Linked DNA regions of Homo sapiens: region 1 is linked to region 2. The links are chromatin loops, found by intact Hi-C in ENCODE. Cell type or tissue: ascending aorta. All regions are shown on one strand. Links, peaks and the distances in the headings refer to the core of each region. The heading gives the core; the rest is flanking DNA. Region 1 has its middle 32 kb from the start of DYNAP. Region 2 holds the start of LOC124904308 (a long non-coding RNA gene).

Evidence for each region. Peaks named below come from ENCODE experiments on the same cell type or tissue, not always from the same donor. Only the 100,000 strongest peaks of a DNase experiment are listed, where the experiment ranks them.
Region 1: it touches region 2 in a loop (2.0-fold over the local background); 2 of 110 quality-filtered maps call a loop at or near these places.

Annotation. Positions count from the first base shown.
Region 1 is chr18:54,555,382-54,563,730 of GRCh38, forward strand. It overlaps the pseudogene DYNAPP2. Among named protein-coding and RNA genes, the nearest start is that of DYNAP, 32 kb to the right of the region's middle. In ascending aorta, for the core only: a CTCF peak has its summit at 3,775; no DNase peak of the experiment used is centred there.
Region 2 is chr18:54,600,846-54,609,194 of GRCh38, forward strand. LOC124904308 (a long non-coding RNA gene) reads right to left here and starts at 6,262. Exons shown (of 2, transcript XR_007066380.1): 1 at 6,065-6,262; 2 at 3,880-4,089. RefSeq lists an enhancer at 6,431-7,222. In ascending aorta, for the core only: no CTCF peak of the experiment used is centred there; no DNase peak of the experiment used is centred there.

The DNA.
Region 1 (8,349 bases), core at 89-8,088, 46 kb before region 2:
CTGTAAATCCCAGCTACTCAAGAGGCTGAGGCAGAAGAATCCTTGCACCCAGGAGCAGAGGTGGCAGTGAGCCAAGATCGCACCACTGCACTCCGGCCTGGGCAACAGAGCAAGACACTGTCTCAAAAGAAAAATAAAGAAAGGAATGCATGGGTTGTGATAAGGGATTGTGGAGACCAAGAATTTATCATGTAGATAAAGCCTCCAGATAGTAGGCTTCAGAGAGTAAATGTTTCTTATGACTTAAAGAGTCTCTTCTCAGTCATTCCAAAAGGAAGGAGGTTATAATGAGGCATGTCTAGCTGCTCCCCTTCCCATCATGGCCTGAACTAGTTTTTCAGATTAACTCTGGGATGCCTTTGCCAGGAGGAGAGGTCTATTCAGATGGTTGGGCAGCTTAAAATTTTATTTTTGGTTTGCAAAGCCATCCATTGAATTCTTAATATTATTTTATTTTCAGTTTTATAATTTAAATTTTTAAAATAGTTTTATGTTTCTGCCAAATTCACCTCCTTATCTTTAATTTCCTGAACATGTTAATCATAAAGATTTTCAAGTCATATCTGAAATTCCAGTACCTTTATTCCTGTGTGTCTGTTTTTTTGTATATTTTCTTTCTCTTGTTTTTCATACAAATGTTATTTTCTTACATGCATAGTAATTTTTGCCCAATATTTTTTCATGAAAAATTTATAGAAATAATTTGAGAATCTTAGAAGGATTCTCTTTCTCCAGAAATGATCTACATCCACTTCTGGCAGGCAGCTGGGTTGGAGGTGGATCACCTTAATTCAATGAGGTGTGGAAATGACTCAAACTTGAGGTTTCCTGCTTGTGAGGGTCAGTTTGTTTCCAATTCATCTCTACCCTAGTCAGAGACAGTTCTTTGGATCCCAAATAAATACCTGTAATGTTTATCAAGACCCCTCCTTTTGCATGCAGAATTTAGAATAGAAGCTCTATGAGGGCAGGAATCTTTGCAATTTTATTCGTTGCTCAAAATTCTGGTCAGGACCTGGAAGATATAGGCATCCAATAAATATTTCTTGAATTAATAAATTGATAAACGAACAAGATATAAATTACAGTAACCAGGGGATATCAATTCCTATAACAAACTGATGAAATTAAAAATCTGACAATACCTAATTTTTAGCAAGTAGGTATAAAACTGAGACCATTCCTACAAGAATGTACACAGGTAGTTTTAGAGCTTGATTTGGCAAAACGTGGCAATTGAAGATGCACATACACTTGAATCTAGCAAATCCATTCTTAGATATATAGTTTAGAAACATTTACATTCTGTTCAATGTAAAATTCTTTCTGTCTGTTCTTATATTTGAAATATTTCTTTATTTTTTAAGACAGCATGGTTGGGACATAGTAAGTATATAAATGAGTGAACAATGAAGCTTGACAGGAGAGCAGGGGTTACCCCCCTCTTAAGGTCTTACAGGTCATTCTAAGTTTTAGTGATTTCCCCTCTGAAAAGGAAATGCCATTGAGGTGTTCTGAGCAGGATAGTGGCATATTTGCTTTCATTTTAGATCAACAGTGTGGATGCTGTGTGGAAAAGGGTTTGGGGGATTGTAGAAGTGGAAATAGGGAAGACAGTTGGGAGAGTTTGCAATGGATTTGGTAGGAAGGGAGGGTGGGTTGGGTGAAAAGACTCAACATAGTGCCTAACATGCAGTGAGTGATCAATACCATGAATATTACTCTTATTGCTCAGACAATCCAGGGATATACAGTCATTTGTCCTTTACTGAGAATGGAACCCCAACCCTCAATATTTTATTCACATACAATGACCATGCTGTTTTCTTGAAGTTATGTCTTATCTCTTCTAGATTTAAAATCAAAGTTCTCATCATCTGCTTTCTCACTTTGTACATTGATACCATTTCTCTACATTTTCACAACAGCCTTTCTGTATACCTGGCCCTATCTTTATAATTTCCTTCAATCTTATAGCTCCTCTGCATTGTCTTAGCTGCTCTCGCCTTCTCTAGTGCCCTTCTTCCTCACCTTTTCTAACCTGTGTACATCAGGACCTTTAAGATCTGATTCTCTTCTCCATGCTGTGACCAGCTTCTTTGCTCAGAGATTATTTTCTTTGCTTTCTTACACGTTGAAAATCATCACTCCAAATATGTTTATTTCCAGCTCCATCCCTTGGGCCCTGCCTGAGCCTCTCTCAGGTCCTCATGGCTGAATCCACCAAACCCCCTCACCTGTAACCTCTCTCTTGCCCCAGCGTCTGTCCTAGTCCCAGGCAGAACTGGGTCAAAGAAAATAATTATATTAGTGCTACTGCCCCTTATCTTCTGCTGTTGGGCAGGGGTGCTTCATACTCATCTTCTGCCACCTTCAACTCAGATTAGGTGGCAAATCCCATACTCTGACCACTGTGACAGCACAGTCCTACCCTGACATTCTGCTCAAAACTTTCCTTGCTGTGGCCCTGAGTGGGGGCTGAATGTCCCAATGCTGATTCCTGATTCCTGCAGTCCCACTGTGATTGTAGGGTTAGAGCTGTCCCCAGCTCCCACAGGACCTCAGATTGGACAACTCCATCATGGCCCTGCAGCTTTTAATCCCTTTTCTGTGAGCTAGTTTGCAGCGTCTGATAATTAGAGGATCCCTTTTGTATTGCTGATGAATATCTGGTTGATTCCCACTCATTTCCCAAGAGTGCTTACAGCCATACTTTGTTCTTTTCAGGCCTCACCCCTGGAGACTAGGTCTTTTCCATAAACTTTACCTCCAAATGCTAAAGACCTGCTGACTCCTACAGACCTTAACTAAGACTGCAAGACCTGCAGAGCTCTTGATAGATTCATGATTCTTGTACTCGGTGAGAGGATGGGCTTCTCCAATGGGGATGCCTTAGTGCTGATCATCTGTTTAAATCTGGGTTGGAGATTGGAGTGTTTGCATGGATAGGAAGCCTGGCATCTTCAATTAGATTTGCTAAGCCATTGCTACTACTTACAGCCTGGATGCCTGCAACTCCTGCCCCATGGATGTTCTATTTCCAGCCCTCAACACTACCTCTGTTTTGCTGCCCTGTCTTGTGTTAATAACATCTAGGCATCCCTGATGCATTTGAAGATAAGTCACCAGTATCTTTATTTTTTTTTCAGTGTTTTTGTTTGGTCCCTTTGAATGATTCACTTCTAAATGTCTTTCATTTCTAATTCACTTTTCCCATCTCCCCTCAATATACTTTTCAAATATCAACTTTATGGAGATATAATTCACATATCATAAAATTTGCCATTTTACAATGTATACTTTTTCTTCTCCTATTATTAACAAAGGTGTACAATAATTATAGAATGACCTTAATTAAATGATTGTTGGATAAGTGAGGTAACCTCAGATTCACACACTAAACTTAGCTTGTGAGTCATTGAGTGTTTCTTTAAGAGTTGATGTCTCATCAACACATGGGGATAATAATCTTTCCTTCTTAGAGGGGTTATAAGAATTAAATTATGAACAGAGAGGTGCACCTACTTGTTAAGCACATATCTTTTTATAGTGAATTTATTCATTCTGAATGAGGGAGTAAAAGACAATATTCTATTGATAAAAACACATTTGACATTTTTAATCTAATGTAATGTGGAATTAGACAAATTACTCATATGGGTCAAAATGTATTTTTCAGCTGCTTGTTTCCATTTTGAGTGGTGCTAATTGTTATTATTACAATTGTAATAGTACTGGCAAGTGTGGAAAATGCTGCCCAGGTGTTAACACCCATTTAGGAGGCTGCAGTAACATTTTGCAACAACAGATGGTGCTATTCATTTCCTTACCTCTTCCCCATTAAAAATAACTGACTTAGGTAAAAGTCAAATTGTAATTTTTTTTTGTAAGAAGTTTTTTTTTTTTTAAAATTTGAGTAATGAGGGGGCATGTTTGTGGTGCTAAAATAAGAACTACCATTTAGAAGAATTTTTAAAATTTCAACTTTTATTTTAGATACAGGGGATACACGAGCAGGTTTGTTACACAGGAATATGGCACGATGCTGAGGTTTGGTGTATGGATCCTGTCACCCAGATAGTGGGCATAGTACCTGATAAATACTTTTTAAACCCACAGCCCCTCCCTCTACCATATAGTAGTCCATTGTTTCCATATTTATGTTCGTGTGTGCTTAATGTTAGCCCCCACTTGTAAGTGAGAAAATGCAGCATTTGGTTTTCTGTTCCTGCATTAATTTTGCTTAAGATGATGGTCTCTAGCTCCATCCATGTTGCAGCAATGGACATGATTTCATTCTTTTTATGGCAGCATAATACTCCATGGTGTATATGTACCACATTTTCTTTATCCAGTCTATCATTGATGGACACCTGGGTTGATTCCATATCTTTGCTATTGTGAATCATGCAGTGGTGAACATATGAGTGCATGTGTAGAATAATAATTTGATTTATTTTGGGTATCTCTCTACAAAACAGAACCCGGGGCAATAAGTTAAAGTTACTGAGAAGACTTTGACTCAACATAGAGAAGAATGATCTAGTAGTGTAGGTCAACTCAAGAGAAAATGTTGTACTCTAGAAAATGAATGAGCTCCTGGTCATTGTAAGTTGACATAGAGTCTGGAAGATAGAGTTCACTTTTGTTCATTGGAGTTTGATCATATTTCTAGGTCCTTGTATCTAAAATATAATTGCATACATTTTTTAAAAGCAGACTATTATCCATAATATAATACAACTACTTTGAGAGGCTGAGGCAGGCAGATCGCTTGAGCTCAGGAGTTTGAGACCAGCCTGGGCAACATGGCAAAACGCTGTCTTTACAAAAAATACAAAAAACTAGCTGAGCATGGTGGTATGTGCCTGTAGTCCCAGCTACTCAGGAGGCTGAGGTGGGAGGACTGCTTGAATCCAGGAGGTTGAGGCTGCAGTGAGTGTGATCATGCCAACTGTACTTCAGCCTGAGTGATAGAGTAAGACCCTGCCTTAAAAAAGAATACAACTACTGTTACTTAAAAGAACTTTTACATTTGTAATCAAAAGTCAATTATTATATGTATTACCAACTGCATTAAGACTAGAATGTAAGCTCCAATAACACAAGTACTTAATCTGTTTTATTTATTGCTTTGTAGATCATTATTTCTCAGAAAAACCTGACTTGTATTACATTTTCAATAAACATTTTCTGAATGAATGAAGAAAAGACACTATCATTAAAAATGCATTTGGCATTTTTAATCAATCATTCAAAACATTTTTCAGCTGCTTGTTTCCATTTTGAGTAGTATTAATTATTATTATTACAAGATACTATCTAATTTATTTTTCATTAATTTTAATCTGTTGAAAGGACATTCTGTCACTGGTATTAGAAGTTGAGTAAAATAAAGAACCACTCTTATTCTTTATGATAATTACATAAGAGAATGTATAAAATTTTCTTTTTTTTAACTTCTACATTTAGTGATTTTATGCAAAGCACTCACTGAATTAATACCCATCTGAGAAGGTTTTTGAAATTTTTTTGCACCTCTGTGTATTTTTATGACTTTTCATACATTAAATTAATTGAATAATACTGGAAATATAGTTATCACTAATTGCACTATATTTTAAAACCTCTTGTCTGGCTTGTTAGTTACTATGCCAATCAAACAGTTAAAAAGGGAACTAAGATAATCTCTTTGCCTGAATATTGTCAAAAATCAGAGAACTGGAGCTGTCACATTGGTCTCAGCCAATGAATGAACTAAGTTGCTTTAATTATCATCAGACCATAATGAAATTTCAGCCAAGGGGTTTGTGTGTGTGTGTGTTAGTCAAAATAGAAAACAAATTGACATAGCATTAATAGATGAACCTAAAAGAGACCACCAAGTTTCTTTGGCTAAAGAATGGCCAAATATCAAAGCACTTTCACTACTTTACTAATAAGTGTTTCCAAATTCTTTTGGCAAAAAAAAAAAAAAAAAAAAAAAAGAAAGAAAAACCAGAGTGGAAGTATGTGACTGTGAAGGCGGTGGGATATGCAACTGCAAGTGGCATCATTTTCACAATCTAAGGTGCAAAAAAATCTAAGGTGCACTTTTGCCTCTGGTATTGGGAAAAGTGACAATCCTGGATTTACCCATACATTCTTTGCACATCATATTAATCTGGGTATTCTATTCTGAATAATATACTAATACCTGCATAAGAAATATTCTTTGACAATGTAGAGATCAGATGAATTTCGCAGTAACATATTTTCTTTGGTACTTCGTAATTGAGTTTTGCGACTGTGTAATCAATTAGGCATTTTGAAAGTGGAATGTGCCAGTTATTGTACAAGCATCAGAAATAATTTATTCATCTGTAGGCTATCAAAATAAGGTGTAAATACAAAAGAATGCTTGCAAAATTTTATCTATGCTGTGGTTATTGTGCCCCAGGGCCAAATTAAGATAGTATCTCCTCCCTGCTGTAATATGTTAGTGTACTACTAAAGATGTAATTCAGCTGTTATAAAAGTCTACAGTGCTGCAGTAATTCTTCTTTATGAAGGTTTTAGAGGTTCAAGCTTTTTTCACTTTGCTACTCTGTGATTCATAGGATGTTGCCTTGATCTCTTTAGTTGACTTACACTATTAGATTATTCTTCTCTATGTTGAGTCAAAGTCAACCCATAAAGAGTAAGTAAGCTGATTATCATACAATGCATTAACCATCCTCTTTCAGGAGTGACACATCATAAAGGATGGCGTCCTTCCTTCCCAGCCCTCTCCTGCTCTGATTATAGCCTCTGTCCTCTGTTTGGCTGAGCTCAAATTTCTTCATCTTTCTTAATCCTGTCACACTCATAACAGTGCCTTATTATTTTTTATAGATGAACAATCTGATTTATTATACACAGAGACATATCACTTCTTTATTCCCTATAATAGAGCATGAAGGCCTTGAGGCGAGATAGAGACCACACAACGCATGGTGATCAATTGCAAAATACTTGATCTTTCTTAACTTTGTCTTGAGCTTGGACTCTGGTATTCTGTCAGAGCATTGAGTTACTACTAATACAGAACGTGTCTTTGCATGGGGGGTTTTAAATGGTGGTTTTAGTTGCAGGCACTCCAGGATTAGCAGGAGAAAATTGGATGATAGAACTTTCTGAACAGTTATTGTGGAAAGTCTCCACACCACTTTTGGTCTCAGTAATTTTATTTCTAAAATAACTGGCAAGGTTGCTTTTGGTAAGCAATTTGTTTTCTTTTAGCTCTGATCATCTATGACCCCTTGTTTCTATACCTAATAGAAGCTCTGTTGTGGTATATCTTCATAGGATGCACCTATGCTTGAAATATGGGGATATTTAATAAATATGCATCATAATATGATGATAACAGATGATGGGTGATATTGCCTCATAATATTAATAAAGTATATGAAATAATAAAAGCTAGTGACCTGACTGGATTTAATTACTTTGAGAGATAATTTTATTTAAAGACTATATTTATTCCTAAAATAAAATGAAAATTTTGATTTATTCAGTACAAGTCTTGTTTTAAATATTGATCTTCTACTAATAATTTTATTACATGTCACAAGACAGTTCAAAATTTTTAGAATAATTTTGCTTTAAAAATTCAACACGGCAGCTTCTTTTTCTTCCCATTTGTTCCATTGTTTTGTCCCTGTAGACAGTCCAGAGTCCAAACAACCATGAAGCTCATAGTTCAGCATGTCAGTTTCTACTGATGTCACCAGTGGGGCTTGCACCAATATCAATGCTGTCTGCATCAGTCCAGGAACCCCTGAACCCTCAGAACTCCCAGACAGACTATTCCAGCAGGGCCAGATAATGTTTATGATAATATTGCTTGTTTCTCCAGTGATACTTCCGTGGCAGTACTCCTGGCTCAGTATTTATTGAATGGGTATATGTATATAATAATATAGGTATTATATATTAGGAATTATATATATATATAGAGAGAGAGAGAGAGTGTGTATATTTCTATAAAATGATGTGTGTGTATGTATATATACATATGTATACACATATATGTGTGTATGTATATATACATATGTATACACATATATGTGTGTATGTATATATACATATGTATACACATATATATGTGTGTATGCATATATGTGTACATGTGTATAATATTATCTAATATCCAATATATATATACACACACATATATATCCCATATATATATGGAATGGGCAGGTAAACTAAGCTCAAGTAGCAAGATAGAGGTATCATTGTGCTCCAAGACTCTAAAGGCCTTGCTCTGTAGGAACCTGCCTCTTGCTGCAATCCCAATCCAGCCTCTGAGTCAGCCTGACTGTC
Region 2 (8,349 bases), core at 191-8,190:
TTGCATACTTGAAAATTGCTAAGGTAATAGATCTCAAGTGTTCCCAACACAAACACAAGAAAAATGATAATTATGTCAGGTGAAAAAATATGTTAATTAGCTCAATTGCGGGAATCATTACAAAGGTATACTTATATGAAAACACCATATTGTATTCCTGGGAATTGCTGTGTTTATGAAAAAAAATAAAACATGTTTTCCACCATAAGTATATAAAATATACAAATTTTTCATCAATCATATCTTAATCTTTAAAAAATAAATATCAAAAAAGAAATATATTAATATATCAGTAAATATAATAAAAATAGATTATATTCTCCACCAATAAAAATAAAAAATAAGAGAATCCATAGAATCTTCAAAATAGCTTCTACAATTAACAAGTTGAGTAAAGGTGTAGGATGTAAAGTCAACAGACAAAAATCAATTGTATTTCTGTGTACTATTAGAGTTGCTAGTACCATTTACAATAGCACAAAACATGATATGCATAGATATAAATCTAACTGAATATGTGCAAGAGCTATCTGCTGAAAACTACAAAGCACTTTTGAAAGAAATCAGAGAAGACCTAAATAGAGAAATATACTGTGTTAATGGATTGGAAGAGTCAATGTTGAGATGTTCAGATTTCTCCACATTGGTCTGGAGTTTCAGTGTAATCCCAATCAAAATATCAGGAATATTTTCTGTGAAATCAAGAAACTGGTTTTAAACTTTATGTGGAAATGGGAAGGAACTAGAATAGCTAAAACAATTCTGAAAAAGAAAAGCTGAAAGAATCACAGTAATGATTTCAAGACTTACCATAAATTACAGCAATCAAGAATGTTTTATTGGTAAGTGGAAAGAAGCATAGATCAATGGACCAGAATAGAGAATCTAGAAAGAGATCTACAAACATATGGTTAATTCAACTTTGACAAATGTCCAAAGGCAATTCAGTGAGAAAAGAATAGTCTTCAATAGTTGGTGCTGAACAATTGGGCAATTTTATACACATACACACATATGTACAACTGTCTAATTTTTCAGTGTATGTAAATATGCATATCTTTTAAAAAGATCCTTGACTCATGCTTCCCACACTTTCAAAAAGTAACTCAAGATAGATTATAGACCTAAATGTAAAACCTAGGACTAGGAAATTTCTATAAGAAAACATAAGAGAAAATCTTTGTGGTCTTTGGTTTGGCAAACATTTCTTGTATTTGATAACAAAAGCACAATTCATAAAAGAAAATATTATAAATTGACTCCACCAAAATTAGTAACTTTTCCTCCTCAAAAAACACTCTCAGTAAAATGAAAATTTGACCTACAAATTGGGAAAAATATTTACAAAATATCTAACACTGGACTTATAGCTAGAATATATGCAGAATTCATACCAATAGACAAAAAGACAACCTATTAAAATAAGCGAATGATTTGAACAGACAATTCATCAAAGAAAACATATGCATGGCAAGTAACTACACAAAATGATGCTCATCATTATTAGTCATTAAAACCACAGTGAGACATACTGCACTATTATAATAGTTAAAAAAAAACAAAACAAACCAAAATAAGAAACCTTGACGGTAAAAACTACTGAACAGCAAGTGCTAGCAAGGAGCAGAGCAGAGTGGCTGGAACTGATTAGCACTGCTGGTGGGAAGGAAGGAAAGCATGAAAACAGGGAGGAAGGAGAGAAGGAAGAAAGTTGGTTCATTGGTTGGAGTAACCTTACCAGCAGGGTTTAAAGGGACCTTACTGGAATCTACTTAAGAAAGCCATGGCAACATCCCCCGATGGCAGCATCTGTGAGGCTCTTAAAGGTAGGAAGAGAATCTGAGTAACCTTAGCTACAGATAAAGGAGCATGGGGTTAATGAAGGGGCAGAAGTATTTGACCTTGTCAGCCTCTGGGGTAAGGAAAAGACTCCTGGATATGTTGAGATTGCTGGTAGTGCTAAGGACATTAGTAGAGTTTAACAGGGTCTTCAGCTACAGAGGGGCTGGAGTGAAGCTGAATACAGCACCCACCCCAAAAATTGTACATGCCCCTCATACAGTGAAGACCATATGGGTATAGCCCACCAGCAAAGGGTGAAGCTGTCTGGAATCACAGCTAAACCACTTTTGCCTTTGTTATCCTTCTTCCCTGCTCCCAACTGGTGGGAGCTAGAGTTTATAAGAGAGAAGGGGAAGAGGTGACTCAGATAAAAGATTCCCACACCCACTATGATCTGTGCGCTATCCTTGGTACATCCTCAGTATCTTAGAGATACTGGAGAAAATAATATGGACCCAGATGGAGAAAGGAAGGAAATGAGTAGTGAATTGAATTTGAGATTAAAGGATTTGTTTTTATTTTTATTTTAGTTGGTCAAGATTGGGGCCTAAATGCCAAAATAAGACTGTTAATAACAAAAGAAAGAAAAATTATAGACTGGCTAAAGTGTCATTAAGCACTGTGTTACCCATTGGCAAGGAGGGACTCAACATTGTATAGTTTTGATAAAATATATACCTAATTCATGTGTAAATTATACAAGCTTAGATTCCCCAATACATGGTTAGCTACACTAGTGGATATTTTTAGCTATTAGAATAATCTAAGTTAATCACAAAAGCTATGTACATTGAAAATCCCATTAGCTGAAACTTTAATTTCAGAAATTGGGCTAACCCATAATTAAATTTATAAAATATATTGATTTTACCTCTTTTTAAAAACTCATTTGAGACAGGGTCTCATTCTGTCACCCAGGCTGGAATGCAGTGGCACGTTTGTGGCTCACTGCAGCCTTGACTTCCTGTGCTCAAGTGGTCCTCTCACCTCAGCCTCCTGAGTAGCTGGGATCAGAGGCATGTGCCAGCATGCCCAGCCAATTTTTTTGTATTTTTTGTAGAGATGGGGTCTCACCATGCTGCTCAGGCTGGTCTTAAACTCCTGGGCTCAAGCGGTCTACCTGCTTCGGCCTCCCAAAGTGCTGGGATTACAGACATGAGCCCCCGCACCCAGTCTTCTTTTTTATTTATTTATTTTTTAATAATGTAATCTTTTTTAAAATTTTATTTTTTTATTTCAAAAGGTTTTTGGGGAACAGGTGGTGTTTGGTTACACAAAAAGTTTTTCTTTTCTTAAATATTTATTGAACTCCTGCTGTGTGCCAGATACTGTTCTTTATTTTAAAAAATTTTTTTTGATTTCCATAGGTTATTGGGGAACAGGTGGTATCAAAAAGATAATCCACCACGATCAAGTGGGTTTCATACAGGAAACAGAGCAAGCTATTTCTCAGAGGCAACTAGATTGCATAGACCCACGATATTCATTCCAATTGTTTGTTTTTCCTACTAATCATTCCCCAACAGAATTAACAGGACAGATGGCCCCAGGGCTACGCTTCCTAGAGTGGGTTTTTTGCTCATATACCGGGACCAAAACACTATCTCGCTATGTCCAGCTAGTTAGTAAAGTCATCTATACAGGCTGCAGATGATGCAAATAATTGCTAGGTTATGACCCTGATGTCATAAGAATTCCCTTAAGTAAAAAACAATTCAAAGCAGTCCTGCTCCTACCTCTAGACCCTCAGGATAGCACTCTCTGATTATGCGGGCTGTATAGAACATGGCCTTCCTGCTGACAAACTACTTCAGTTCTTATCTCATATTCCTGTAGCTATGCCTACAAAGGTAGTTCACACCCCCATACCTAACGCTTTAATGCTTTTTACCGATGGCTCTGGTAAAAATGGAAAAGCAGCTGTCTGGTGGGAACCACATAACTCCCTCACTCTATCTGGATTTACTAGCACTCAAAGAGCTGAGGTTGGAGCCCTAATATTAGCCGTAGAAACCTTTTCCACTCAGCATATCAATATTGTTAGTGACTGCTTACTCTGTTTATTTATTACAGAACCTTGAGACAGCCCTCATTAAGTCCACTCTTGAGCCCACCACTCTGACTGATCCCTCACATCTTCCCCTTTTCTGTTTTTTGCATCAGGTCTTGTTGATTGAAGAGTACATATATGTGCAGCAACGGGTTTGTCAGGTGTAGCGGCTACAGCTCGTTTTCCAGCTTTGCATCCTAGAATTAGTAAATAACATGAGACAAACATGAGTATAATCAGTAATATTCTTTTCGAATCAAAGAGTGGTCCCCAGGAGTGGAGGTCTATCCAGGAGAGGATAGACTCTTTTTGCAGTGGCAGTTAAATATTGAGGGGAGTTCAGGGCTGCATTGTCCTTTTGTATAGAAAACAGGTTTTGTAACTTGTCAGTAGTTATGCCCAAGGTGGGGTGAAGCCAGTTAATATCGCCGAGTAATTTTTGATAATCATTTAAGGTGTGTAAGTTGTTAGTATTTAATTTAACCTTCTGAGGTCTTACTGACTGGGAAGTTAGTATGTATCCAAGATATTTCCAAGGAGAGGACATCTGTACTTTTTCAGGTGCTATGATTAAACCTCTTAACTGTGAATTCTTTTTGACAGAGGCATATAGACGCAAAAGTGTTGGCTCTGTTGGGGCTGCCAGTAAGACATCGTCCATAAAATGGATGATCTTGCAATTAGGAAATTCTTTTCTACTGGGAATCAAAACCTGATTTCTATGATACACATAGTAGGACTGTTCAGCGTTCCTTGAGGAGTACTTTCTAATGAAATCGGCAAGCTGGCCTTTCATTATTGATAGCTGGTATTGCAAGCGCAAATTTTTCTCTGTCCTGTTTTGCAAGGGGAATAGTATAAAAACAGTCTTTTAAGTCAATAATGACTATAGACCAATCTGGAGGAATCGCCGTGGGGAAGGGAGCCCCTGTTGAAAGGGCCGCATGCGTTGCAAATTAGCACTGATAGCATGTAGGCCGTGCAAAAATCTCCATTTACTAGACCTTTTGGGAATGATGAAAATGGGCGAATTCCAAGGGCTGTTTGATGGTTCTATATGGCTGGCTTTTAATTGTTCCTCAACTAATTCATGGGCTCTTTGTAATTTCTCTCCCTTTAAAGGCTACTGTTCTACCCAAATAGGATTTTGAGAGAGCTACATCAGGGGTAGGGGAGGAATAACAACAGTGGCCATTATTAGAAGGGGGTCTGCAGAGTGACCCCCCCATTTGGCTAATAGGTCCCATCCCCAAAGATTAACAGGGATGGGCATGATTAGAGGTTGTATAATAACATAAGGACCCCTTCCCTGGAGCATTGCAGCTGTTATGTTTTGCCTGGCCAATTGATTTTGGTTGGCTTGTTGTCCACACAATTTATCAAATTCTGCTTTCCAGAGGAGGTACTGACTGGCTTCTAAAGTTGTTTTAGCTAATACTGACCAGTCCCATGGGGTTATATGGAAACTGTCTGCCATGGCCTCGATTAATCCTTTCATATATGGGCTAGCGGCTCCGTTTTCTCTAATGCTTTTCCTTATCTCTTTATAAGTGTCAAAAGTAATGGGTTCATATACCCAATCGCCTTGTTGATCTTGCATCACCGGGCAGGCCAAGAGCTCCCCTTCTAATGCCACTCGCCTAAGACAGGGTCCCATAACTGTAGTGTATCCCTTGTCTTTTTTCCAATTTATTTGGGGAGGGGGGCTCCAGAGAAACCTCTGTTTCCTCTTTTATATCTTTACCCAGTAATGGCAGGGCTGAGGGAGGAGGAGGAGGCAGTAAGGTAGGTGATGCTTCCTCTTCCCTTCCCTTTTTAGGCTCTTCTGTGTAGAGCGGGGCCAAAGCAGCCCTAACTAATGCCCATAACATTAAAGATGTTACTGGGACCTGTTGCCCTTGTGCATGATGTTGTTTAAGATTTCTCCACACTTGTTCCCAGAGTTCTAGGTCTAGCGTGCCTTCTTCTGGGAACCATGGGTTATTGGAAACAACAGTTTGCATTAGGTCCCTTAATTGAACCTGCGAAACTGAGGCTCCACTAGCTTTAAGCAGCTATTTCAATACTTTTATATACTGTTTCTGTCAAGTGGGTAACTGTTGTCCCATGATGAAACCCTAGCTTGAAAATTTCCCCGAACATGGAAAGCCCGACTGGGCATCAATGACTTACGGACGGCGCAGACTCTTCACCCTCATTTTTGAGGGTTCCATTGCAATCCGTTGTAGTGTTTCTCACAGCAGGCACCAGCTGCCAGGTCTGTCCCACACACCCTGGCTGAGCGATGGATGAAAGGAGTACTCAGACACAGGTATGCAGTGTAAGAGCTGCTAAGGGACTTGCCCGCACTAGGGGCTGAAGAGAGAGCAGACTTGATAAGCTAGCACTGCATGGTTTTATTTAGTACAGACATAATGCCGAAAGCCTGGAGCAAACACAATCTGCAGGTAATTAACATTATTGTTCCCCCTTACAGGGAGCAGTCGTGCGTGGATGGTCAAAGGTGGGTTTCTGGACAACATGGGTAAACAAGCCTATTGAGATAAATTCCCCTGTTATTTCCTTGTACCTGTGTCTCACCCTCTGCCCCAGGGTAAGAGAACAGCTGCCTTCAGCTTATTGTCCCCTGAAACTTTGCAGAGCCTTCTGACCTTTCAAAAGGCCTGCTTCTTTCCCTATAGCTTCTTCCACCACTCTGACAGATCTGCCACACCTCTTTTGAGTTCCCACAGAGGTAATACATGCCACACCACAGTGGAATCACCTGCTTGAGTATCAGTGTCCTCTCCAGGCTGAGCTCACTGGCTTTTAGCTCTGAATCCACAGCACTCAGCATATGACTTTAGCTGGCACAAATCCGATGTCCGTAGGTATTTGTTAAATGAATGAATAAATGAATAACTGATTATCTTTAATGAATCAAGTCTTGCCAACTAACTCACCTCTGGTGAAACGCATTATGCAACAGTGTTAAACAAACTAAATGCAAAATGCCAAAGTTTCGCATTACAACAGATCTCTTCATTTGTCCGACTAGAAATCGAAACTAGAAGGTGAAGTCACCAGGAAATGTTTGCATGATTATAGAGCCTTTGTCAAGTTCCAGTCATGGTTGAGCGGAGAATGCAGATTGTGAGCAGGATTTCCAGTTCAAAGAAAAACCTGGATTTTCTGGAGTAAAAACGTAACTATAATTGGAACTCACCTAGTAGAACTTATTTACGCACTACACACAATTAAAATTGCCAAGTCAGCCTACTTCCAATTAGGAAGGGGATCTTCTTACCCCATCTTTCTACTTCATTTTAGATGAACTGTCTTCTCAACTCATGCTGATAATTTTTTTCAATTTGTTTACTTACCTATAACTTCTCAAAGAAATGACAGCTTCTGACTTAGTAAATGTTTAAAGTGAAACTAAACGGACAAAAAGTCATGAAAGGTGACCATGGTTGTCAGTGAACCTCCATTTTGCCACAATTCTGCAAATCTGTTAAATGAGAAAATGGGGCTAGATAATTTCTGTGTTCTCATACATATTACACTTCAATTAAACAAGAAATAATTGAGTCATTCCACGAATCGATAGGCTGGAGGAATGCTTTTAAGTAGGAAGCTGACAAGTAAGCTATAAGTTTGCTTTCTTTTTTCCTTTTCAGTAGGAGGTAGGATACCTTTACTCAAACAATGTTTTGGGGCTAAGAAAAACTGTACCTGAGAGATGTTGGGAGGAACAACACAGCACTGAAAGTGGTTTTGGTGGTTGCCACTAGAGTTTCCTAATAATTTTACCAAGTGGTTTGAACTTTTGCCAAAACAAATGATTCATCTTCTTCTCTTTGGGAATTGTAATATATGTCAACAGTAACACACTAGTATGTTAATGGAAGAAATTTTATATGGATTACAGAGTCATTTTCTTGTGAGGAAGGCTCATAAGAAAGAAATTAGATATTTTTTCAGTCAAATGTTGGCACGGTTAATATTATTGTTTTATATAAATATATACTCCGAAAGGCGTAGCATACAATGGGAAATCATAATTACTGAATTGAATTCACTGCTGGATAGATGTATCATAGTTAACTTAGTGTTAAGTCCAATATTTCTTGAAATCTGCAACTATAAAAGGCATCAAAGTAACAAATATTTCTAGAGTTGGGATTATGAAATTGGTTGCTACGGGTTGGAAGGAAAATACAGGACATAATCCTACATGTGCTAAACAACTTCACATCTAAACAATGAGTAGTACAAATATTTTTAACTCTCCATTAACCTGAGCTTTCCACTTATCATCACCTGTCTAGCTTTCTGATGGTAAGTCAAAATATTTTACAATGATTTTTACTTTACTTGTATTAAGGTTAAAATAGCCATAATTTCATAGGGAAATGCATTTTTAATATATGAACTTGCTGCATGATTAAATAGCTTAGGTACTTTATTAAATTGCT